3 separate regions of the Homo sapiens genome follow, and all the other regions are linked to region 1. The links are chromatin loops, found by intact Hi-C in ENCODE. Cell type or tissue: PC-3. All regions are shown on one strand.

Evidence for each region. Hi-C counts contacts between places; a loop is a spot of excess contacts. Peaks named below come from ENCODE experiments on the same cell type or tissue, not always from the same donor. Only the 100,000 strongest peaks of a DNase experiment are listed, where the experiment ranks them.
Region 2: it touches region 1 in a loop (5-fold over the local background); 30 of 110 quality-filtered maps call a loop at or near these places.
Region 3: it touches region 1 in a loop (7-fold over the local background); 13 of 110 quality-filtered maps call a loop at or near these places.

The regions. Positions count from the first base shown.
Region 1 is chr14:51,974,807-51,982,806 of GRCh38, reverse strand. It overlaps LOC105370497 (a long non-coding RNA gene), which reads left to right. Exons shown (of 3, transcript XR_007064166.1): 3 at 1-281. Among named protein-coding and RNA genes, the nearest start is that of RTRAF, 11 kb to the left of the region's middle. In PC-3, CTCF peaks have their summits at 3,303 and 3,515 (motif pointing right); a DNase peak (open chromatin) is centred at 3,546.
Region 2 is chr14:51,869,524-51,877,523 of GRCh38, reverse strand. The region is part of intron 1 of GNG2 (G protein subunit gamma 2); the gene reads right to left. Among named protein-coding and RNA genes, the nearest start is that of GNG2, 13 kb to the right of the region's middle. In PC-3, no CTCF peak of the experiment used is centred here; a DNase peak (open chromatin) is centred at 4,163; H3K4me3 peaks cover 602 bases; H3K27ac peaks cover 2,287 bases.
Region 3 is chr14:51,824,502-51,832,501 of GRCh38, reverse strand. It overlaps LOC101927598 (a long non-coding RNA gene), which reads right to left. Exons shown (of 8, transcript XR_002957605.2): 8 at 7,483-7,517. It also overlaps a transcript of GNG2 not described here. Among named protein-coding and RNA genes, the nearest start is that of GNG2, 32 kb to the left of the region's middle. In PC-3, a CTCF peak has its summit at 4,192; DNase peaks (open chromatin) are centred at 3,891 and 4,341; H3K4me3 peaks cover 1,065 bases; H3K27ac peaks cover 1,475 bases.

The DNA.
Region 1 (8,000 bases):
CAAATTCTAAGCCTGAGAGAAAAAGTGCATGAGAAAGAAAGGGAGGAATATAGCTGCTAGCAGACAAGACATATACTTCCCAGCTCCACCACTGTGACTCTTTTAATTCAAAGAGATTTTTCAATTTTCCAGTGAGATTCTGGCCTCAATTCCTGTCCTAGGCTCAGAAAAAGCACAATAGTTTCTTTATACATCTTTTCTTTTAAAAAGCTCCCTGGAAAATATTGTAAATATGCTACTATATTGAGGTTTGATAATAAAGGGAAAAATTTTGCTCTTTATACCCATTTCTACTTGAACACCTTGTTTCTCTTTATTTCTCATGTTTGCTGGGTCATTCCTACTTTAGCGTTGGCGAGTAAGAGCAGCAGCCTCCTGGGAATTTAGTGCTCGGTATCTAATATTCAGTGCTGGGTGTGGGTGTTAGCAAATGCTAGGGAAAAGAAATCTCTGTCATCCTTCCCTTTCCAGCTGTAATCACGTAGAGTTTCCCTAGTGGCATTGGTGGAACCTGAGACCTGACCTCATTGGTCCCACTAATGACTAGGTAGGAATAAATAATTTAGATTGTTAATGAGGGTTTGAGCTATTTCCCCAATGAGCCCAACTTTCCGGCAGCCTCAGACTTTAGAGCTCAGTGGAGTATGTTTCTAAAGCTGCTGCCATTTTCACACCCTTTCCTCACAGTTAGGAAATAGTTGGAATTTGGTTTTTAAAAAAAGTATGGATCTCCTGGAGATGGGCAGTCTTTGATAGCACCCTGGGAAGTAAAGTCTGTCCTAGGCTGTTCATTCATTCCAGGCATTGCTAAGGGAAGTAATACAAAACAGACCACACATGGGAACCTAATTTCTGATTTGAACTTCTTTTCCACACAATTTATAAGTTAAATCACCGTCAATCTGTGATGAATCCATTATGATCTCCTTTTTCAGGAGTTGTGCCTAAATTTGGGGGTACTTCTGACATGCCAAGGAATGAGTGGTAGTTAGCAGATCACTTCCACGTCCTTGTAGACCCACATTGGTGTCCCCTGGGCCATTCTCATCTCTATCCACTCTTTGGTTCTTGGTGCACAGGTTTACAGGTTCTCTGTGTCAGGGCTGTACTGCTCTTAGTCATACAGGAAACTCCCACTGCTCCCACACTATCCAAGTGACAAGAGCTCCATCGCCTCAGGAGCCCGGGGGACACTGATCCTCTGCCACAGTGTGGCCTGTGAAGCTGGGCAGCTCAGCCTCATCTGCTTACCTAAAGGATGGCAAACATGGACCCACCTCTCTGCACTGCAGCATGCTTTCAACACATGAACTTCTGGAGGATGTTCAAACCACAGCAACTCCTTTTGGGGATCTCATAGACCAATGGTTCTCAGTGCTGGTCCCTTGAGTGGCAGCAACAGCATCACCTGAAACTTGTTAGAATTGCACATTCTCCAGCCCCAGCCCAGGCTTACTGAATCTGAAGCCATAGGGTTGGGCCAGCAATCTGTGTTTTAACAAGCCCTACAGGTGACTCTGATGTGCTCAAGATTGAGAACAGCTGTCGCAGAGAACTTTGTGGGTTTCATTGTGCTGACTTCTACACACGAATTCCTAACTTGGGCCCATTCCTGGGCCACTGCTCTGTCCTTCCTCCCTTCAGGACCATTCATTTGTTTCTGCTCAACCCCTGAGACCTTAGCAACAGCCCAGGCAGACCCCTGCTTCTGCAGCCTGCACAGCAGGATCCCCCGAGAGGCAGCCTTCATTTGGAACAATTTCTTTCCCACTCCTGTTTCCCAACCTTTCGGGCATTGAGTTGACTAAATTCGGAGTAAGAAATAGGCCAAATCCTCTGTTCCACAAAAACTAATTACCTTCTCTGTCCTCCTCGGTCCTACTCTGTGAGGTGGGGGAGTTCTTTTCCTTCCTTTCTCAAGCACATTCCTCTGTGTTGTCCATGGCCCTCTCCACTGGGCAGGTGGCCCCGAGACGTTGGGACAAGCTCATGTCCCAAGATAGTTTTCTGGCTCCTCTGACAATCTCTGGCCCTAGAGAGAGAAGCATAGGAACATTGAAGCTGGCCAGCTTTCATCAGCCACTGATGCTGCAGCATAAGCATCACAGTTTTCCCTTGGGGGTGTGTACCTCTACTCTTGATTTATGCTCTTTCCTTTGGTTATTTTAGCTTTTCCAGGGATTTTCCATGCCTTCCTCTTTCTCCCTGCCTAAACATGAGTATAAACCCACTTGTTCAATCCCCACCTCTCAGAGAAGCTCCAATTTTGCATTTCTTGGGCTAGCCCCATTCTCTACCTCACAGCCAACATGGCTAAAAGTCAATATTTCACCCTCCACAATAAACCCCCTTGTTCTCTTGCATTTCCCTTGATCCTTTCCCAGCCTAGTGAGTTCCCATCACCCTTTGAATCTCAGTTTTGACTTCAACCATGTGCAGGTTTCCCTGACTTTTCCCCACATCCAACCAAGCCTGGGCACTGTCCACTGTGCACCTTCAGTAGCTTTTTAATGTGGGCCTCTGCAGAGCTCCTCCCCAGCTGGGGCAGGATCCCAAGGGTCTGTCTCTCATTCACTTTGCACCTTCCAGCCTAACATAGATGCTCATGTCAAACCAGTATCGTAGCAGCCTAGAAAGATCATCCCTTTTCCTAGTGGACTACCTTATAGCTGCAGAGCTGCCATGTCCAAACATACTGAAAGAGGTATAAACACACTTCCAGTCACCCCTAACAAAGCTGGAAGCCCAGAGCGGGCCCAACATTTTGTACTAAGTCACCAGGGCAATGGCTACACTCACATCCTATTCACAATTGGCCTCCTCGATGACATTCACCATCTTATGAGGCTGAGAACCCTAACCAGCTATTTACTATTTCATCACACTGAAGACCATAACTTTACTAGTCCAGAGACTCTTGCCCTGGAAGAGCCAAGTTGCAAATCTTTATGCTTCATGGGAGAACTTTCTGGAAAGTCTCAAGTCATCAACAGACAGTTTACATTCCTAGATTCACATTCCCTTGATGTGTCCACCAATCCTAAACTATTATGTCACAATCCTTACCCAATTCTAATCCAACCTCCCTCTCCTACATTAAAAGATCTCCCTTAAACCAGACGTCAGAGTCTTCATAAATAAGACCCTGTTTTCCTCCTATTGAGACTTCCTTATGGTGGAAACTATGCACTCAGCTTTGCCTTATTATCAAGTAATTTGGGGATCCAGCATGCAGCAGGGCATTGCTTACCTAGGCCTTTCCTGCTTACCTAAGGGATTATTACTTTGCATTCAAAGGTTTGCGTTCAAAGGGAGTTTTGTTCTCTCAGCGTCTTCTACAGTGAAGAAGTTCTACATCTTGACGCAGTAATGCCTATGTACTCGAATGAAAATTCGAACAGCCATGGAGACAATAGCCAAAATGCTTTCTTCTCTAGATCAAAATGACCTTCGGCTTCTGGCTGCAAAGAGCATCTGCAGACGAAAGACGCGATGATGTGGCGCCTTCTGAGAACTGACCAGCAGAGGGCGCTCTTGAGAAAGAAGAACGATGTGCAAGATTGTTCCGGTCAGGGATGGCAAATTCCACACAGGAGGCACCACTTAGCTGTAATTATTGTAAAGAATGGTAAAGGCAAGTGGATTTCCACAGAACATGAACCAGAACAGCCATGGAGTGATAGCGGTGCCAATTGCGGGAAACCTAGCGGAGAACCTTCCCAAAGTGGTATTCAGGCTAGGATTTCAAGCCTCTAGTGGGGTTTGGCCTTTTTACCAAGTCTCCTGAAATAACAGAATTTCCCCCAGTAATTCTGAGCCCTGTGGCCTTTAGGACATGCCATCTTGAAGTCGTTCTGAGCTACTTACTCTGGTGTTTCTGAGAAATTATTCTGAAACAGAAGGTCACTCTAAGCCAGAATTGGCAAACTTTTTCTGTAGAAGGCCAGATAATAGATATTTTCACTTTTGTAGGCCATACAGTATCTATGACAATCTTGCAAATAGAAGAACTATTTGGCTGAGTAGCTGGAACTGCAGACGTGCCATTTCACTTGGCTCTGAGTTATCTCATTCTGATTCTGTGGGAACTCAGTGCCTTTCCTTGTCTTTGAGCTATTTTGTAACTGTAAATTGTAGATAACTGATAGCAATGGAACAGAATTCTTGTTTTAGACATGCAACTGAATCCTGTCTAGTGGAAGCTCAACTGACTTGTCTGCCCTTCAGTAAAGAAGCCAGTTTTGCATCCATTTGGAAATTCATTTCAGTATTCCTGATCTTTAAATGTCTCTTTTTAAATTTTTGCTTTGACCAATTGTAACATCACCCTGGTTTCCAAATCTGTTTTAGAAAGCTGTCTTGCGGCATGAACCTTGTAGCTTAAAAGCAGGCACAGAAAACATGAAACTAATGGGTGTGACTGTATTCTAATGAAAATTTATAGACACTGAAATTTGAATTTCCTATAATTTTCATGTCACAAAATATTTTTAAACAATTTTCCATGATTAAAACAGTAAAACCATTATTAGCTAATAGGCCATCTAAAAACCAGCCAAATTTGGCCCATAGGCTGTGGTTTGCCAGTTCCTGCTCTGAGCCAACCCTCGGCACAACTTCTCAACTCCATCTGTAATGCCCATGTCTCTCTGAGAGAATACCTTTATAAATTCTTCTTCCTAGACCGTCTAGAAATAGTTATCCACCAAGAAAGATGAAGGAACCAAAACATCTCTTTCAGGTCCTACCATGTCTATTACTAAGCAAAGTGCTGTTAAAAATTCTGACTGAGTTAAGGGGTTTAATAAAAACACATGATTCTCAAGGGTCAAAATGACTGCCCTTTCTGGTGTGAATACTAACTGCATCATGCGTTTCTTGCCAACGAGGAGTCCCTTTGCTGACTTCGCACCAGATTAAGGGAGAGCGTGAAGGTGGAGCTGGATCTTCTGAGGTTTGGGCCCTCAAAACAACCTTACCGGTTGAGATTCTGGACATGGGACTTAACTCTCTAGCTTCTGTTTCCTATTCTGTAATGTGAGGGGATATTATTATCTGATAAGGCTTTTGGGAGGGTGTTAAGAGCCAAAACACGGTAGGCACTAAATTGATGTTAGCTTTTATTACCCAACAGATAGAGATAAGCCCTAAGAAATGCCATGTCTTTCTGTGAGAAAAGAGGTGCTCTTTAGTGTTAGTGATGGGATGTAATAGGAATGGATTGTAAGATCTTGGAGAACAGGATACAAACTAAGTTCTTCTTTTTTCTGAATTACTTAGCTTAACTCAGTGCCTGGCACCTGAAGTGGTCTCAAAAGTAAGGAAAAACCGGTACTTCAATAGAAAACAATGCATTGTTTATAGTATTACTCTTCCAAGTTATCTAATTCTTTTTTTCTTTCTCTTTTTTGTTTTTAGAAACAGGGTCTTGCTATGTTTCCCAGGCTGGACTGGGCTCAAGCGATCCTCCCGCCTCAGCCCGATCTTCCTGCCTCAGCCTTCTGAGTAGCTGGGACTACAGGCATGAGCCTCAGCACTTGACTCGGAATTATCTAATTCTGATTCTGTGGGAGCTCAGTGCCTTTCCTTGCCTTTGAGCTATTTCGTAACTGTAAATTGTAGATAACTGATAGCAATGCAAAAGAATCCTTGTTTTAGACATGCAACTGAATCATGTCTAGTGGAGGCCTAACTGACTTGTCTCCTCCTTTGTGAAAGAGGCCAATTTTGCACCCATTTGCAAATTCATTTCAGTATTCCTGATCTTTAAATCTCTTTTATTTATTTTTGCTTTGGCCACTGGTAACATCTGCCTTGTTTCCTTATTAATAATGAGTTAGAGAAAATCTTTGACGTGTTCATTTAATACCTATGTGAGAGTCATGATTTCGCTTTTGTTTTTGTGGAAAATTGTCTTTCAATATGCTGTTTAATTATGAAATTGAATTCAGGAACGTTTTCCTAGAAAACATTCGAACGTGGTCCTAGGGAATGACCTAAAACACTTCTATGCTGCCTTTTTGAATCATCTCCTCTTTCCATTTACGGTCTACTCATGACTCTGCCACTACATTTCTATATAATTTTGAATGGCACTTCAACTTTCCCATCTGGAAAGTAGGGAGTGGAACTCAAAGGCATTCTATAAGACAGCAGTTCTCAAACTTCATGGTCTAGGGACTTCTACACTTTTGAAAATTATTGAGGACCTCCTAAAATTATCAGGGCTTTGGCTTATGTGGGTTGTAGCTCTTGTTATTTGCCATATTAGAATTAAAACTGAGAAAATTTAAAAAATATGTATTTATGAGGCTGGGCATGGTGGCTCACGCCTGTAATCCCAGCACTTTGGGAAGCTGGGGTGGGTGGATCACAAGGTCAGGAGTTCGAGACCAGCCTGGCCAACATGGCGAAACCCTGTCTCTACTAAAAAAATTCAAAATAAGCTGGGCATGGTGGCCTGTGCCTGTAATCCCAGTTATTCAGGAGGCTAAGGCAGAATTGCTTGAACCCGGGAGGCAGAGGTTGCATTGAGCTGAGATCATGCCACTGCACTCCAGCCTGGGCAACAGAGCAAGACTCCATCTCAAAAAAAAATGTATTAATTCATTGAAAATAACAATAACAAGCCCATTACATGGTAACATAAATAACATATTCTTATGACAAATAACTATATTTTTCAAAACAAGAAAATATACAGTGGGAACAGTGGCATTGTTTTACATTTCTGCAAATTGCTTTATTGTCTGGCTTAAGAGAAGACAGATTCTTGTATGTGCATTTGCATTCAATTTGTTGTGACGTCAATATGTAGCCTCTAAAATATCCAATTATGTTCATGAAAGAAGGCAAGTAAAAAAGGCAAATAACATCATAATAATATTATGAAAATAGTTTTGACCTTGCAGATTCCCTGAAAGCGGCTCAAGTCCCCTCAAGAGTTACTGGAACACTCTTTGAGAACTGCTGTTATAAAGTAAACCAAGACAACCTAGAGGTGGGAGTAGTGATTTTTTTATGATGGGCATGCCAGTACATCATGCTGGTCCCTTCTTAGAGTGACAATTGGCTTTCCTAAGCATTCCGGAACAGCCTTTCCTTGGGCGCACACATACGCAAGTGTGTGCATGTGTAGCAGCATCTGTTGATCTGTGCTGGGATTCTGTGTTACAAGCTTGAGTGGGACATCGTATATCCCTGGAGTAGGAACAGGAAGTAGATTGACGGTGGGGGAAGGAGATAAGCTCCATTCTTTTTTCCCAAAGAAGCTCTGAGTGAGTCCCTGAAACTGCATTTGCAAGGGCCTTTGTCCTAGAATTCGTTCTTGATCCTTTTCTCAAATCACGGCTTGGAGAGTGAAGTCTCTGGAAGCTTCTACTCTTACTCAGATGACCCTGCTTCTGACCCTTGGAGGGTCACTGGGCTCTAAGATGACAGAAAAGCAGGTATTGGAAGAGTAGTCAGTAAAGGAAGAGAGTTTTCCTTCCTGAAAGTCCTGAAGAAAAAAAAACACTCTGTGCCTTCCCTGTTAGAATCACTCTTCTTGTTCTTCCTTGCACAGGCTCCTTGATACCAGGAAATATTTTCAGTGCAAGATGAACCTGGAAGCTACTGCTGATACTTTCTAGGTACCAAATGACCACTGTGAAGAAAATGTAAATATTGACATGAGCTCACTGATTTCTTCCTTTTAGAGAAGTAACTCAGAGATTTGAAGTTTATAAATAATCCGCTTATTCTATAAATAAGAACAGACTCAGAGCTTTTATTATCACCTCCCTTTTATGTACTTACATTCCAATTTACACCATAAGATAATGGTTAAGAATTAAATCTTTGGAATCGGGACAAACCTAGGTTTATATCCTTGGTCTGCCACTTCATGGTAATGGGAATTTAGAGAAATGTCAACCGTTCTAAACCCTAAATTCCTCATCTATAAAGTAGGGGTGAGTTACTTTGAGATCCCTGCAAAGCAGAGCCTGAGTCAAGGACCT
Region 2 (8,000 bases), 110 kb after region 1:
AACGGGGGTGGGTGGTAATGGCAATATAGTTATAAGGGCAGGAGGTCTCACAGGTTTACATTTCAGAGCCTAGAAATGAACTTTTATTAACTCTCTTTCTTTTAAGAAATAGATTTGTGAAATTGGAGTCCCTTTCTTTGTGAAATCTCCTAGCATGCAAGAAAACATGAAAACACAAAGGCCACTTAGGAACCTAGAGGAAGCAGAGTCCTTGGTGGGAGAGGCTGTATACCGATGGAATGAATAAGAACAATCTTTCCTCCTGACCTAATCTAATTTGCTCCGAGCATGACCAAAGCAGCAGAGACCAACACACTCTTGCTCCAGGTATTAGGGACAGAGTTTGAGTGCATACAGTTTGTGTGTATCTGGCCCTTTAGGAGGGTGGAGGACACGTTGGTGGTTATAAGAGTATCTTTGGCACCCACAGCTTCTATAGGCTGTTTAGAAGTAGAAGACACCTATGCCCTTAGCCACTAATGACCTCTGTGGCTATCAGGCAGAGTGGCCTACGTTTGTCCAGTGCCGAGTGTGGTTCCTACGGGAGAAAGTTCCTGTGTAGATGAGCTTCTTTATTCCTGAAAAGCTTTAGAGCACTCAGCTCAAAGGGAATTGCTAAAGCCTCAAGGAACACTTTCCCATTCCTATTTTGCAGTGTCTGAGAACAAAGAGATATCTCACATCTAGAATAGTATGAATGAGGGTGGAACTCAAATTCGCAAGGGGTTCTAGGGCCAAACGAACATCAGTGTCTCCAGAGGCCTCACATTACTTGAGACTGGCCTGTGTGCTACAATCTCAACCCAACCAATTATATTCCCAGACTACCATAGGGGCCATATGTTTTTAAATGGGCTAAAGTTATTAGAAAACCATTATCTCATGATTAATGACAGCAAAAAGAAAAAAAAAAGCCAAGGGCTAAAAACAACTTATTTTCGGAGAATGAACCCTTGGGTAACAAAGACTAGGTGGGACAGGCAAAATAAGCCTGTTCAAGGGGGTTCTGGGCCCGGCACTCATTTGTTATTGGTGATAGTGGAAGCTGGCACAACTACTCTGGAAAGCCGTCTGGTCCTGTTTATCAAGGGACCCAAATATGTTCTCAGTCATTGTTTTAGTGATGCCACTCCATGACTTTAACCAAAACAAACCCACAATGTGGACAAAGAAGAATTATCAAGGTGTTAAGAAATAGCCTAAATATCAATAATTCAACCTATTAAGTAAAACAGAAACTCCACATGATAAAATTTTAAAACAATGAATACAAGAAATTTAAACGGGCCAGGTGCAGTGGCTCATGTCTGTAATCCCAGCACTTTGGGAAGCCAAGGAGGGAGGAACACTTGTGTCCAGGAGTTTGAGACCAGCCTGGGCAACAGAGCGAGACATATTCTCTACAATAAAAGTCAAAAGTTAGCCAGGCATGGTGATGCACACCTGTGGTCCCATCTACTTGGAAGGCTGAGGTGGGAGGATAGCTTGAGCCCAGGAGAGTGAGGCTATAGTGAGCCATAATCATGCTACTGTACTCTAGCCTGGGTGACAGAGTGAGAGTCTGTCTCGGAAAAAAGAAAAAAATGTTTAAATGATGAAAAAATGCATTTTATATTCTCTTTTTACTTAACTTTATTTTAAAATTAATAAATATTGTTACTTTAAAAAGTAACTTAAAATAAGGTTATTTTATTATAAAGTAAAAAGAATGTAAAATGCATTGTCATTTAAATTTTAAAGTAAAAAATATAAAATATTATATATAGTGTGAACTCAACAATTTTCTAATATACATATTTACATATGTTTTTTCTAATATATATTTTCTATGTCTTAATATATTTTTCTAATATATATGCACTAACATGTATTATATACATAATATAAGTTGTATTATATAACACATTTTCTAGTATAATTATACATAGTATCTTTCTGATACATAAAGACTGGAAGAAAATACATCAAAATCTAAACAATATATTTCCTCTGTTCAACAGAATAACAAAAGTGGCAGAAATTGCTAGATATACCCCAACATCTGCTCTCGTCTTCTTCCATGGTTTTAATAGAATTCTAAGCTAAGCACCTACATATCAATAATAGCTACTTTCCCCAACCTCCCTTGCTGCTAGGTATGCAGTCATGTGACAAAATTCAATGGTACAGCATCAAAAGTGGTATGTGTAACTTCTGGGTCAGGGCCTCCCCTTCCAACTTCTTCCATCCTGCCGGTTATAGCAGAGCCTTTGTGACAAGCCACCTTAGACAATGAAAGCAAGAGAAACCTCATAGGAATGATAGAAAAACAGGATAGAAGGAGCCTGGCTCCCTGCATGATCTTGTGGAGCACAGCTACCTTACCAGTCCTGGGCCATCCACGTCCGGATTGTTACATTAAAAAGAAGTAACTTCTAACTTATGTTAGCCACTGTGAAATCAGGCCACTGTTACATGCAGTTCAACTAACAATTTAATTAACAGATGGAGCCATTTTTATTTTTTCTTTCAAATTTTCAATAATTTCCACATTTTTCAATAATCAGTATGAATTACTTTGATGATCAGAAAAAAACTAAGTTAAGTTTTGTTTACTAATGTTAAGAAAATTAAATATAGAATAAAGTTTGGGAAACATGTATCTTCTTTCCACATATGAGAGGAAAAACGAAATCTATAGTTTAAAAAGTTCTGCTTTAAAATCTGATTGAGGCATATTCTAAGCAGTAAAACTTTAGTCAATGCATTATAATTATTCATTTCAGAGGATACCCGACTTTTTTTTTTTTGAGACAGAGTCTTGCTCTGTCACCCACGCTAGAATGCAGTGGTGTGAACGTGGCTCACTGCAGCCTCAATTTCCTGGGCTCAAGCAATCCTCCTGCATCAGCCTCCCAAGTAGTAGCTGGGACCACAGGTGTGCACCACAACGCCCAGCTAATTTTTTTTATTTTCTGTAGAGACAGGGTGTCTCTACGTTGCCCAAGCTGGTCTCAAACTCAGGGGTCAAGCAATCCTTCTGCCTCAACCTCCTAAAGTGCTGAGATTACAGGCGTAAGCCAAATACACCCAGCCAGACTGTTTTTTTTTTTTTTTTTTGAGACAGAGTCTCGCTCTGTCACCCAGGCTGGAGTGCAGTGGCACAATCTTGGCTAACTGCAACCTCCTCCTCACGGGTTCACGCCATTCTCCTGCCTCAGCTTCCCAAGTAGCTGGGAGTACAGGCGCCCACCACCACGCCCGGCTAATTTTTTGTATTTTTAGTAGAGAAGGGGTTTCACCGTTAGCCAGGATGGTCTTGATCTCCTGACCTCGTGATCCGCCCCACCTCAGCCTTCCAAAGTGCTGGGATTACAGGCGTGAGCCACTGTGCCTGGCCCCAGGCTTCTTAAAGTGAATTTAGAAACAGTCTTAAAAACAGATTTGTGTGTACACTCATACCTTTAATTTAAGGGTGCTATTGGTTCTTCACATGGAATCATACTGGATTTCTCCTACAGTAATTCCACTAGCCCAAGAATTTGGTTTTATTTTCCCCTGGAGTAGTAATAGATTTGGCAGAGCTCACATAACCTCCCTGGTCTCCTTTGTATCCCACAGGCCTGCATTACAAGATGACTGTCCAAGATAAAGGAGTCGTACCTAGTCCATAAAACAGAGAAAAGATATCTTGCTTACTTGGGAATCAGATCTGAAACAATGGCCTCATTAAAACTAGCCTCTAACCAGATTAGAATAATATGCTGAGATCATTTAAACCTGCAATAATGTTCATCAGCAGCATTTGGTGCCTTTTAGAGGATCATTAAAACCTTGTGCATAGGCACACAAGACACTCCACAAGGTTGACCTTAGAGACTTACATGAAGTCATATATCAGAGAAAGAAACTATTTTTCCCCTTTTTCCCAAGAGAATGCCAAATGATCCTTTTCTCCCTTGTGAACCACAATATCCAACACTAATATGGCTAACCTATATTCAATAACAAAGGCAGGATGCCAGGGTTTCTTCACTTCCCTCTCAGAATGACTGTGCCAGTGCATTCTTGAGAAACCCCTTCACTCTCTCCTGCAGTAGGCAAATTGAAGCTAATAGTCAAAGCTCTGAATTCTCAGTTTCTCTCCCCCTCTTGCTTTTGCAGGAACATAAGCAAGCCAACTCAACAGGCCTAATTACCATGGTAACAACATGCACCGTGATTATGAGTGTGTTTGTTTTTTAAAATGACTCACAGATTGTTCCCCCAGAAGCCCCAGACACACAGGTTTCTGGCTGGTTTATAAAATCCATCTGAAGTTTTCTTGCAAATATCTTGTGCCTAGTATCATAACTGGTGTGATGAAGAGAGACTCATCAAATCAAATATGCCTTTCTCCTTAAGGATGAAGAAAAACCCATTTTATTCCTTAAACACTCCAAGATTAATCAATTTAAACTTCAGGTTTATAATGAAATTAATTTGAGTTTGTACACTGGAGATAATTAATCTGTTCCTAATTTAAATAATTAAGGTATTTCATAATGTGATTTTAGAGACCCAAATGAAATAATCAGGTGAAATAAACTGTAGTGAAAACTATAAAATAAAACAGCCTAAATCTGTGGGTACATGACCACATGTAAAGTGTTATAAAAGAATAGATGTCAGTCTTAATACCAAGATGTTTTTAAACAAATCTACAAAACAACAGCATCTATTTTTAAAATGCAAACATGAAAGAGTCCAGACATTTGGAGAACAGTGCACTGCTTCCACTCATCTATTCAATAAATATCATTTTAGACCTTCTATGTACTAAGCACCATTGTTTATAACTGGAACATCACAATAGGGCTTAGGGAAGACTATTTTCTCATGGGAGGCAAAGGCCATGGGCATGGCTCAGCGCGTTATCTTCTCTTAGGAAGCTCCTTTGCTTCACAAGGCACCATTCTGGGTAAGGCTGTCAGTGAGAGGGAACATTACCTAATGATTATACCAGGCCTGCAGTTCAGAGTCCTAACATCGGCATCACAGTGGACTCCCTCAAACAACAACAAAAAATAAAACATATATATGCTAGTAATTTTGATATGTTGATTTCTTCTGTGTGAAGTGGAAATAAACCCTATTTTAAAAGAAATGTAAGTGGAATTTATATAAATCTATTTCGCTTAAATCCCTCGATGCTAACATATAATACATTACACACACACACACACACACACACAAAATAGTCATTTAAAATTATTGTATCCAAATAGCTACTGCACTGTAACCAAGAATATATTTTTTCTCTAGAGTTTGAAGGGAAAACCAGAGAGTTTCAATCCATATAGGCTAGGTTATACTGTGGCAACAACTCAAAAACTCTCTGGCTTATTTGAGCAAAGCTTATCTCTCACTTTCTCTCCATGTCCACTGCGGTTTAGCAGAGATGCTCTTTGTGTTGTCTTGACAGTATGACCCAGGCTTAAGAGTGCAGAGAACACTTCTATCCTTCAACCACTGCACTCACCTGCCGGTTCTTATGGCTTCTTCCAGGAAGTGATGCACCTCACTTCTGTTCACTTCACTGGCCAAGGCAAGGCATGTGGCCACACCTAACCAAAGCAGACTGGGAAGTGGAAGCCTATCCTGAGCTGGAAAGGAAAACTGGAGATATTGATGGCTAAGCACATGGATTCCTGAACAAACAGCACAAACCCAGACTATTACTTCATGAAGTCAAAACGACATCCGACAATAATAGGCTTCCTTAGGGGATGCCTTATTCCAAGGTCTGAGCACCTATGATTAATGTTGGGCCATAACAATCACTTCTGCAGAATTTGGTGCAAATCCCTTGGATAGAATAAAAGATACTCTACTGCAGATTTGTGATAACAATAAGTTATACTAATAATATATTTATTTTGAATAATTACACTACAATTCAGGCACCTTGCTAAATAAACATTTCACATTTATTATGTATTTTTCTCCTGTCAGTTTTGTGAAGTAGATATTATCTTATTTCCCATTATAGATGAAGAAACTGAGGCATAGAAAGCTTAAGCAATTTGCCCAAGTAATTCTGACTCTAAACCAATGTCCTTTAACTGCTACACTCTCCTACATGTTATCTTTGAATGTTACTTTTCTACACTTCAGTATTTTATGATTATTTTAAGATGAATAAGAAAAGACTAGTTGGACCTTTTTTTTTTTGCCTAGGAATTTTCACCTCTACTTAAATTTTTCTTATTTTAATTTTAAAAGACATAGAACTGTTTAATATCAACTTTTTTCCAAAGAAAAAATAAAAATGTCAATGAAATGCCTTAATGCCTATACACAGCAATGTTCCCTAAACACAACCGTCATTCATGAGGTTTAAAAAAACGGCAAAGGACCAATTTAATTCTCCCAAATAAAGCCTTTAAAATGAAAGTGAGGGTTTCGGTTTAAATTTTTTCACAATTTTTCTTATATGGTTCTAACATAGATCAGATAAATACTCTCCTTAAACAGAGCTCTGTTGGCAAAGTCTAGAATTAACTTACTTTCCTGTTTAAAAATGCAAATCTAAGAGTAGGAAGCACTCCATCATTTATTTTAAAAAGTACTCCTACCATTAATGCTTAGTCTGTTATGATGAACATGCACAGAAATACACCTTAGAGACAAGTAGTCAAAACACTGTAATAACAGCAATTCCACTGAAATTTCCCTTTTTCACTATTGCTGCCTCATGTGCATAGCCTCTGAAATATAATGCCAAAGTAGGAAGCAGCAACCATAAAGAGAATGCGACAGTAATGGAACTGTATATGCTGCCTCCGGAGCTGGAAAGTGGAAACTATTTTCTAAATAACTCATAATCAGAAATTCCAGAGATGATCCATTCTTCTTTACAGGTACTGTAATCAACAAAATACCTACCTCTCTAGAGAAAACAAGGTTTTCATTTAAGTCTGACAGATACTATACACAGAATGCTTGGCGTCTCTAGCTCATTACTTGGCCCAGGGTAGATTTTTATATAGACCAAATTGATTTAAATGACCAGTCAGGAAAATGCAATTTAATTATATATATATTTTACAATGCAGAAATGCAGGGCTGGTTGTCTAAATTAAATGCCATTCTTATTGCTTTATAGGACCTGATGTATTTCCTTCTGGAATATTTTGTTTAGAAGGTTATTCTTTACTTTGCCTAGCTTTCTCCAGTCTGTGTTTTTCGCCAGGATTCTTCCTCTGGCCTACCTAGATCATTGCTAACAACAAAAACAAGTTGTTTTTTTTTTCTTAATATTTTCTTTTAGGTTCAGGGGTACACGTGCAGGTTTGTTATATAGCCAAAAACAAGGCTTTTGTTCGTGTTTTTCTCAAAGGGAAATGCATGGAAACTTTGTTCAATTCAATGTTGTATGATATTGCTCAGTTATTTAACCTTTTTAGTCTGGATATCTTCACTTATAAAATGGGAATAATAATAGTGGCCAACTCTATTGACTGCCTACCCACTAACCCCCTCTTCCTTGCTAATAGAACCAGACCCTTTTGCTGGGGTCTGATGACTTTGTTCTTCAGCGAGCCTGGGCTGCTCCATGGCCTCGGGAGGAAACTCTTAAATTAGCCAATCACAGTGGTTCTGTCTGCCTACTTACTCATACATATAGCATGTGAGTTGTGAGTGGAAATTCCACTGGACACAGATTTTCTGTGACTTTAAAAAGAGCCGCGGCAGGGCAAGGTAGCTCAGGCCTGTAATCCCAGCACTTTGGGAGGCCGAGGTGGGTGGATCTATTGTGCTCAGGAGTTCAAGACCAGTCTGGGTAACACGGTGAAACCCCATCTTTACTCAAATACAAAAATTAGCTGGGCATGGTGGCACACACTTGTGGTCCCAGCTACTCAGGAGGCTGAGGTGAAAGGATCAGCCTCCCACCTGCAGGCTGAGGCTGCAATGAGTCATGATCATGCCACTGCACCCCAGCCTGGGTGACAGACCGAGGCCCTGTTTCAACAAAC
Region 3 (8,000 bases), 150 kb after region 1:
GAATAATTTTTGCTCTATAGTGATGCAAATTATTTCTAAAGTAGAAAAGATAACCCCAAAGATAGCAGTTTATTGCCCTGTAATAGTTTTGTATCTAATTAGCAATCATATTTCTCCATTTATTTTTGCTTTCACTGACTATATATATACACACATTAAATTCTCTTATCATCATTTGAAATAGCTTTGCCATCTTTTTCTTTTCTTTTTTTTTTTTCTCCCTGTAACAGGGTCTCACTGTTGGCTAGGCTGGAGTGTCAGTGGCACAATCATGGCTTACTGCAGCCTTGAACTCCTGGGGTCAAGTGATCCTCCCACTACAGCTCCCTGAGTAGCTGAAACCATATGTGTGTGCCACCATGCCCGACTAATTTTTGTATTTTTTGTACAGACAGGGTCTCGCCATGTTGTCCAAGCTGGTCTCGTACTCCTGGGCTCAAGCGATCCTCCCACCTTGGCCTCTTAAAGTGCTTGGATTACAGGTATAAGCTGCCAGCCCAGCCTCCCCATCATTTTAATGAGTTAAAATAAAACTTTGATACATGTTCACTATGTATTTGTATAGGAATTCTCTTTTTAAATTTTGAAAATAATACTTTTGACAGTGAGAAGAGAATCTTTAGGAATTATGCTGCATATTTTATAATGTATTTCACTTTGGTATCACTTTATGAGACTTCATCAAAAATTTTATATTACTTTTTAAATGTTAGACTGCGATTTATTTTTCAAAATAACACTATGCTGGCATTGGTCATGAAGTAATTCAGTTATAGTAGAGCTTCTCTAGTGATATCAAGTGTGTTTTGTTTTGAAGTCCACTTCCTTACAGACCATGAGATGAGAAGGAAAAAGTGCCAGATAATTTCTAACTACTACAAAGAAATGAGCTTTTCCCTTCCTTCTCTCAGAATTGGTTGCTCAAACATATAGCTCTTTCATGACCCCTTTTTATTACCATAGTTCTCCCTATTGCTTGTGGTTTCTGATACCGACAGTCTAGATTTTATGGATCAAGGCTGTCCCCCTTGCTGTCCTTTTCATTTATATCATCCTTTCATGTGAAAAATATGTATTGAGCACAGTACATGTGCCAGACATTGTTCTAAGTACTGGGGACTATGCAGTGATCTATACAGGCAATAATTCCTGTCCCATCCTCCTGCAGATTATATACTACTGGGGGAGACATGTAATAAACAAACAAATACAGTATGTTAGATAATAATTAGATGTTGGCAAAAAATGTTTTTAAAGGGAAGGAGGCTAGAATGTGCTAACACAAAGGAGGAGGAGGTTTATAGTAATATTAAACGCAGGGGCCTCTGGGAATGTGACATTAAAACTGTTGGAGTTAAATAATTTTTGGAGTTGGGGAACTAGCAAAGCAGAGATCTGGAGGAGGAGCATTTCAGTTAGAGAACATGGCAAGTATACAAAGGACTTGAGGCTGGAGCATGCCTGGTGCATTTGTGGGTTAGCAAGGAGGCCATCATGTGGCATGAGCAAAGGAGAGAGAGGCAGGACAGAAGGTTGGAGACAAATAGGGTGGAGAAACAGCTCGTGCTGTCAGGTCTTGTCAGCCATTTTAACTATTTAGCTTTTGAACTGAAATTTTGAGTGAAATGGACAACTTTTGGAGGACTTTAGAGGAGCAACTACATAATCTCATGTTAGAAAAGGTGCACTTTTGCTGCAGTAACGAGAGTTGACTGGAATGGGGACAATGATGAAAGCAAGGAGGCTTATTAAGAAGCTATCTCAGTAATTCAGGTCAAAAACATTGGCAGCTTGGACCACAGTCGAAGTGGTAATGAGAAGTGGTTAGCGGCTGAATACATATTGAAAGTTGAGCCAACAAAGTTTGCTATGGATTCAATGTAGAGTCTGCAAGTGAAAAGAAGACATGAATTGACTCTGCTTTTTGGCTTAATTAGAAGGATATAGAGCATTTTTATTTGCTGAGCCAGGAGACATGCAGGAGAAGCAGATTGAAGGTAAGATCAGGAGCTCCACTCTGGACGTGATAAATATGAACCATCCAGTGGAGATGTCCAATAGGCAATTGGCATTTGAGACTGGAGTCCAGGTGAGGAGTCTTTGCTAGAAATATAATCTTGGGAGTTATGAGGACAAAGATGGTACTAAAAGCCATGAGAGGAGATGAGCTCAATAAGGGGGTATGGATAGAGAAGAGGTCCAAAGACTGAGTTCTGAGGCACTCCAGTATTTTGAAATCAGTAAGATGAAAAAGAACCAGAAAAAAACTACAAAGGAATGGCTAATCGTAGAGAAGGAAACCCAGGAGAGTTAGGAATCCTGGAAGTCAAAAGAATCAAGCACTTCAAGAAGTAGGGAGTGAGCTGGGCATGGTGGCCCACGCCTGTTATCCCAACACTTTGGGAAGCTGAGGTGGGCGGATCACGAGGTCAGGAATTCAAGACCAGCCTGGCCAATATGGTGAAACCCCATCTTTACTAAAAATACAAAAATTAGCCAGGCATGGTGGTGCACGCCTGTTGTCCCAGCTACTAGGGAGGCTGAGGTAGAAGAATCCTTTGAACCCAGGAGGCGGAAGTTGCAGGGAGCTGAGATCGTGCCACTGCATTCCAACCTGGGTGACAGAGTGAGACTCTGTCTCAAAAAAAAAAAAAAAGAAGAAGTAGGGAGTGATCAACTAGGAGCATAGGTCAAATATGATAAACACTGAGAACTGAACATTAGGTTTAGCAGTGGATGTCTCTGGTGGTCTTGATGAGAGCAGAATTGGAGTGGTGGAGGTGAAATCCTGACAGGAGTGAGTTTAATGGAGAATGACAGGGAAGGAATTGGGGACAGTGTAGATTGATACTTCTTTTTAAGGGATTTACTCTAAAAGAGAGCAAGGGAATGGGTCAGTGGAGGGCAATATGGGATCAAGATAGGGTTTTTATTTATAAGGATGGTAGGAAATAGCAGTTATGCAAATGCAGGTCTGTAGTAGGAGATGAGTTGGGTTTAGCCAGGATGGGGGTTGACACGTGAGTACCCTGGAGCAAAAGAAAGACAAGTAAGATGAGGACATAATGATGATGAGCTCTGGAATCTGAGCTAGGTAAGGAGGGAGTAAGTGTTTGGGGGCCTTGTAACAGATAGTGAAAAGGTGGTATGATCAATAGCTTGCAGGTGTGTCCAAGCACTGTTGAATTTAAAGAACTTTTGGGAGTTGGGGAGATAAGCTGGAAAGCCAGCAGATGATGACTGAGAAGGTGCTGCTGTGGATGGTAACAAGTCTAGGCTATACACCTGGGAGTGGACAGCTGAGGCACAGGAGGACCAGGTCACTGGAGGACTGAAAGGCTAGGTGGATAGGAGGATGCAGCTATTTGGCCAGCATGTGCCTTGCTGCCTTACTGAGGTGTTCACAGCTGGTGTCTGTTCTACCTATCAGTGCCTTTGCTCACTTGTTAAATATTGTGACTATCATTCCTGAGCAACAAAGAATCAAAGTATCATCACTGTGGACCTTGGCATTCCCAAGAATGGTGACAAGAGGGTTTGGGGAGTGTGATGGTGGAAGAGAGCTAATATCTTGAGACAGAGGGCCTGTCACGTCTGCACATCAAACTGCCAGGCAGCGGGGAGGTAGTGGGGCTAAGCCTCTGCCGTCCCCAGCCCTGAGCCCCTGGGGTGTTCCTGAAGGGTGAGGGCAGGGCTATAGGGGCAGGAGAAACCAAGGAGAAGGGTTTCTGGGGAGGAGAAGAGGCCTGAAAATAGCAGAGTCAGAAACAAATTTCACCAGCTTCACAGTCCAGCCTTAGACCAACCCAAGCAGCTTGATGGGTCTGTAAACTAAGCTACATCTTGTGGCCGTTAGGATGCCTACTTCATACCTGGGTAGAATGCATTCCAGAATCCTCAGTGTGGCCGTGAGTCAGACAGATATCATAAGCCAACCACAGCCCAGTGAAAACAACATGTTTTCTTCTGCTTTTGTGATTATCTCCTTGTTGTTTTGTGATTATCTCCTTGATTTATTCCTTCCCTCCTTTTTTCCTCCTGCCCCCTTATCAGTCAGAGCTAGGATAAGCAATATCAAAAAGTTGTCAAGGTTCTTCTGGTCCTGCTTTCCTTTATGATAACAATTGTGCCCTGGAACCATTTTCAGGCAGGCACAGCTCCCTGCTGGGGGAAACAATCCGGAGCTCAGGCAAGTAGGAAAACTTCCCTACTGTGTGAAAGCGCTCACCGCAGACCAGGCTCTGCCACCTCCTGTTCACCTTGAGGTGGCTTCCCCAGTCCCTGCAGCTTCCCTGCCCAGCACAAAGCAGCCTTGCCGGAGACTGTGGCTTTCACCACACAGTGACTCAGCTCCCCTGGGGATGATGGCAGGACTGTCTGCACAATCAGCCACAGTGGCACCAAATAACTCATGTTGAGGAAGCTAGTCAGTTCTACCGAGGCCTCTCATCCCGAGAATCCATGGCCACTGCCCCCAAGGCATATGGTGCTTGCCTTCCCCCAACCGTCTACAACCCAAACATCTATCCTGGGTTATTCTCTCATCTTCCGCAGCTTTATGCTCCCTCCTGAGTCCTCCCACTCTCAGACTCTCTCTCCAAGCTCTTTACTCTTTCCACCATTCCCTCAGAGAATAAACACTTCAACGTTTTCCTCTTTGCAGTATCCTTCCATCACCATTTGTTGAAGCCTACCTTTGCCTGAAGGTACACCATCTCTTGCTTCTCTTTCCATTGGAGGTTGCAATTTCCCCTGCATGCCCCTAGACCAGAGGCACAGGTTGGGCTCAGGAATCACCCAGCTCCACGGTGCTGCTTTTCCACTGCGTGTAATTCTGGGATATGTAAACATATACGTGGATGAACATCCAACACACTAATCACAGCTTTAATTATTTGACCTCAAGTCTCAAAGCTGAGCTAGTTATAGTCTGGAACTGTATGACATCAAAAAATACCACTCCTAGCTTTCTCACTACATCTGTTCTCAGAGGGATCACCGGGACCAGGATTTCTTCTTTTCCTCCTAATTCAGTGATTGTCCAACTTTAGCAGGTATCAGGATCACCTGGAAGGCTTGTTAAGGCAGATTGCGGAATCCCTGCTCCCAGAATTTCTGGTTTGATAAGCCTGGAGTAGAGCTCAAGAGTTTGCAATTCTAACAAGTTCCCAGGTGATATTGATACTGCCAGTTTGAGGACTACACTTCGAGAAGCACTGTTCTAGTGTATGTGCCCAATATTTTTCAAACTTGTCTTCATGTTAGAATTACCTGGAAGGCTTTAAAGAGTATTGACATCTGTGCCCGTGCCCTTCTCCTAGGGATTGTGATTTAATTCACCTGGGATGTGGCTTGGGCTTTGGAACTTTTAAAAGATCCCCAGATTATTCTACATACAGGTAAGTTTGGGAACTGCTGCTGTCACCGTCTAGCCTCCCTTCCTTACCTGCCCACCTTGAAGGGTGTGGTGAATTACCTGAACTACACCTCTCACCTTGTGTCAGCCTCGCTCCTTCCCCCAGGAAACCTCGGATCTGTGTCAACTTATCTTCTCATTGCTCCTAAGTGCTAGACATCAAGCATGGCTGGAGAAAACCTCATAGCCATCTCATTCTGTGCCTAATCCCAGCTGTGCTTATTTATGGGTCTTTTAACTTATCCTTGGTTTCTCTTTTCTCTCCTTCACTGATAATTCCAAAACTTCACCATTCTAATTCACCCTTTTGAACTCTTCAGCTGACCTCATCTCCTACTTCAGCAAGTAACGTTGGTCCCATCAAGTGTGATTTCTTTCTATATTTTACTCCATCCAAATAACTAGTTTATCTGTAGCCACACCCTTGCTTCCCTCTTATCCCTTCATCTCAGAGAATGAGGTGTTCCTGTTTCAGGTCAATGCCTCCATTCCGCCACCCACATCACTGCACTCAGCATGATTAATGGCATGTATACAGTTGTTCTCAATACTCACGAGGTGGGGTATTGGTTCTGGAGACCACCCCTGCCTCCCAACCACCAATACCAAAATCTGCAGATGCTCAAGTCCCTGATGGAAACTGACTTAAAATTTGCATATAATCTATGCACATCCTCCAACGACTTTAAATAATCTCTAGATTACTTATAATACCTAATGCAAAGTAAATCTTATGTAAATAGTTGTTATATTTTCTTTTCAAAATTTGTATTTTTAAAATTGTTGTCATTTATTTATTTAATATATATTTTTGATCCCTGTCTGGGAACCCACAGATAGGAAGGGCCACAGTACCTTCAGCCATCCGCTCTTGCTGGCTCTGCATGCTCTCCTGCAACCCTCAGCCTCACTAGACTCTAACTCTCCCCCTTTTCCTATCACCCTCTCATATACATGACAGCATCATTTCTCAGTTCTTGCTGCCCACTGATGGCTGATTCAGAAGGAGGAGTAAATCCTTCCAGATGCCTCTTTTAAAGGCTTTTTAATTTGGTATTCAGAATTAAGATCTTTCTCTCTCTCTTTCTTGCCATGTAAAAAGGGGACTCTGCTCATGCTGTCAACAGCTCACTTCTATTTATTTCTGGAACCCAGCTTCTTTGCTCAGTATGCTAGGCACTAATGAGAAAGTTGCCTCAGTAGCATAAAGCATTATATTAGTGATGCTTTTGCTTCCAACACGTATTTACCACTCAACAAAGGCAGGCACATAGCTCTTGTCAGAACAATGAAAAAGCAACAAATCCAGCAACCCTTTGGGAAACCAGTTGTCTGGGGATTTGAGGGTCTCCCATCCACATGGTGACAGCTCCAGCAAAGGCAGGAAAGAAAATCACACATACACACATAAAGGAAAATGACAAAAACACAAACAGGAAACAGAGTACAAGAAGGAACAAGGCAGAGAGAAGAGTGTCTGTGTAGTTTTGTCTGCTCAACTAATACAGTTTAATAAAATTTTGTATAGGAATTGTGCTCACATTATTAGTACTGTGGCCCACCTGTCAGATTAGATCTCCAGTTCTAGGTGATATGTAGTGGATTTCTTCCACTGTGGCTTTGAGAACATTAACATTAGTTTAAAACAGAGTGCTACCATTGCTTCTTTTTAAAAACATTTCAACTTTTATTTTAGATACAGAGGATACATGTGCAGATTTGCTGCATGGGAATGTTGTGTGACGCTGAGGTTTGGAGTACGAATCCCATCACTGCTGTTGCTTCTATTCAAAATACAAAGTAGGGCTTGGTGCGGTGGCTCACGCCTATAATCCCAGCACTTTGGGAGGCTGAGATGGGCAGATCACTTGAGCCCAGGAGTTAGAGACCAGCCTGACCAACATGATGAAACCCCATCTCTACCAAAAATACAAAAAAAAAAAAAATTGCTGTGTGTGGTGGCACACCTGTAAGTCCCAGTTCCTCAGGAGGCTGAGGCCAGAGGATGGGTTGAGCCCAGGAGGTGAAGGTTACAGGAGGTGAAGGTTACAGGAGCCGAGATTGCACCACTGCAATCCAGCCTGGGTAACAGAGCCAGACCCTGTCTCAAAAAACAAAAACAAAATACAAAGTATGTCAGGAGGAATAATTGAGGTAGCTTAGGTATTAATTTTCCTCATAGTATATTTAATAGTAAATATATTCATATAAAATTATATATTATACATATTATAATATTAAATATTGTATTTATATAAAATTTCTTATTTTGACATAATATAGAAACAGTATCAAAAGCATGATGCATAAAAGAAATAATAAATTGGACCTTATCAAAGTTAAAAGACTTTTGTGCTTCAAAGGACACCATTAAGAAAATGAAAGGATGGACCATAGACTGAGAGAAAACATTTTCAAATCATAATCTGATACAGAACTTGTATTCAGAATATATAAAGAACTCTTACAACTCAATAATTTAAAAAAAACCTTTTTTAAGTGGGCAAGAGATATGAACAGACATTTCATCAAAAAAGATATAGGAATGGAAGTAAAAGCATGAAAATATGTTCAATATCATCAG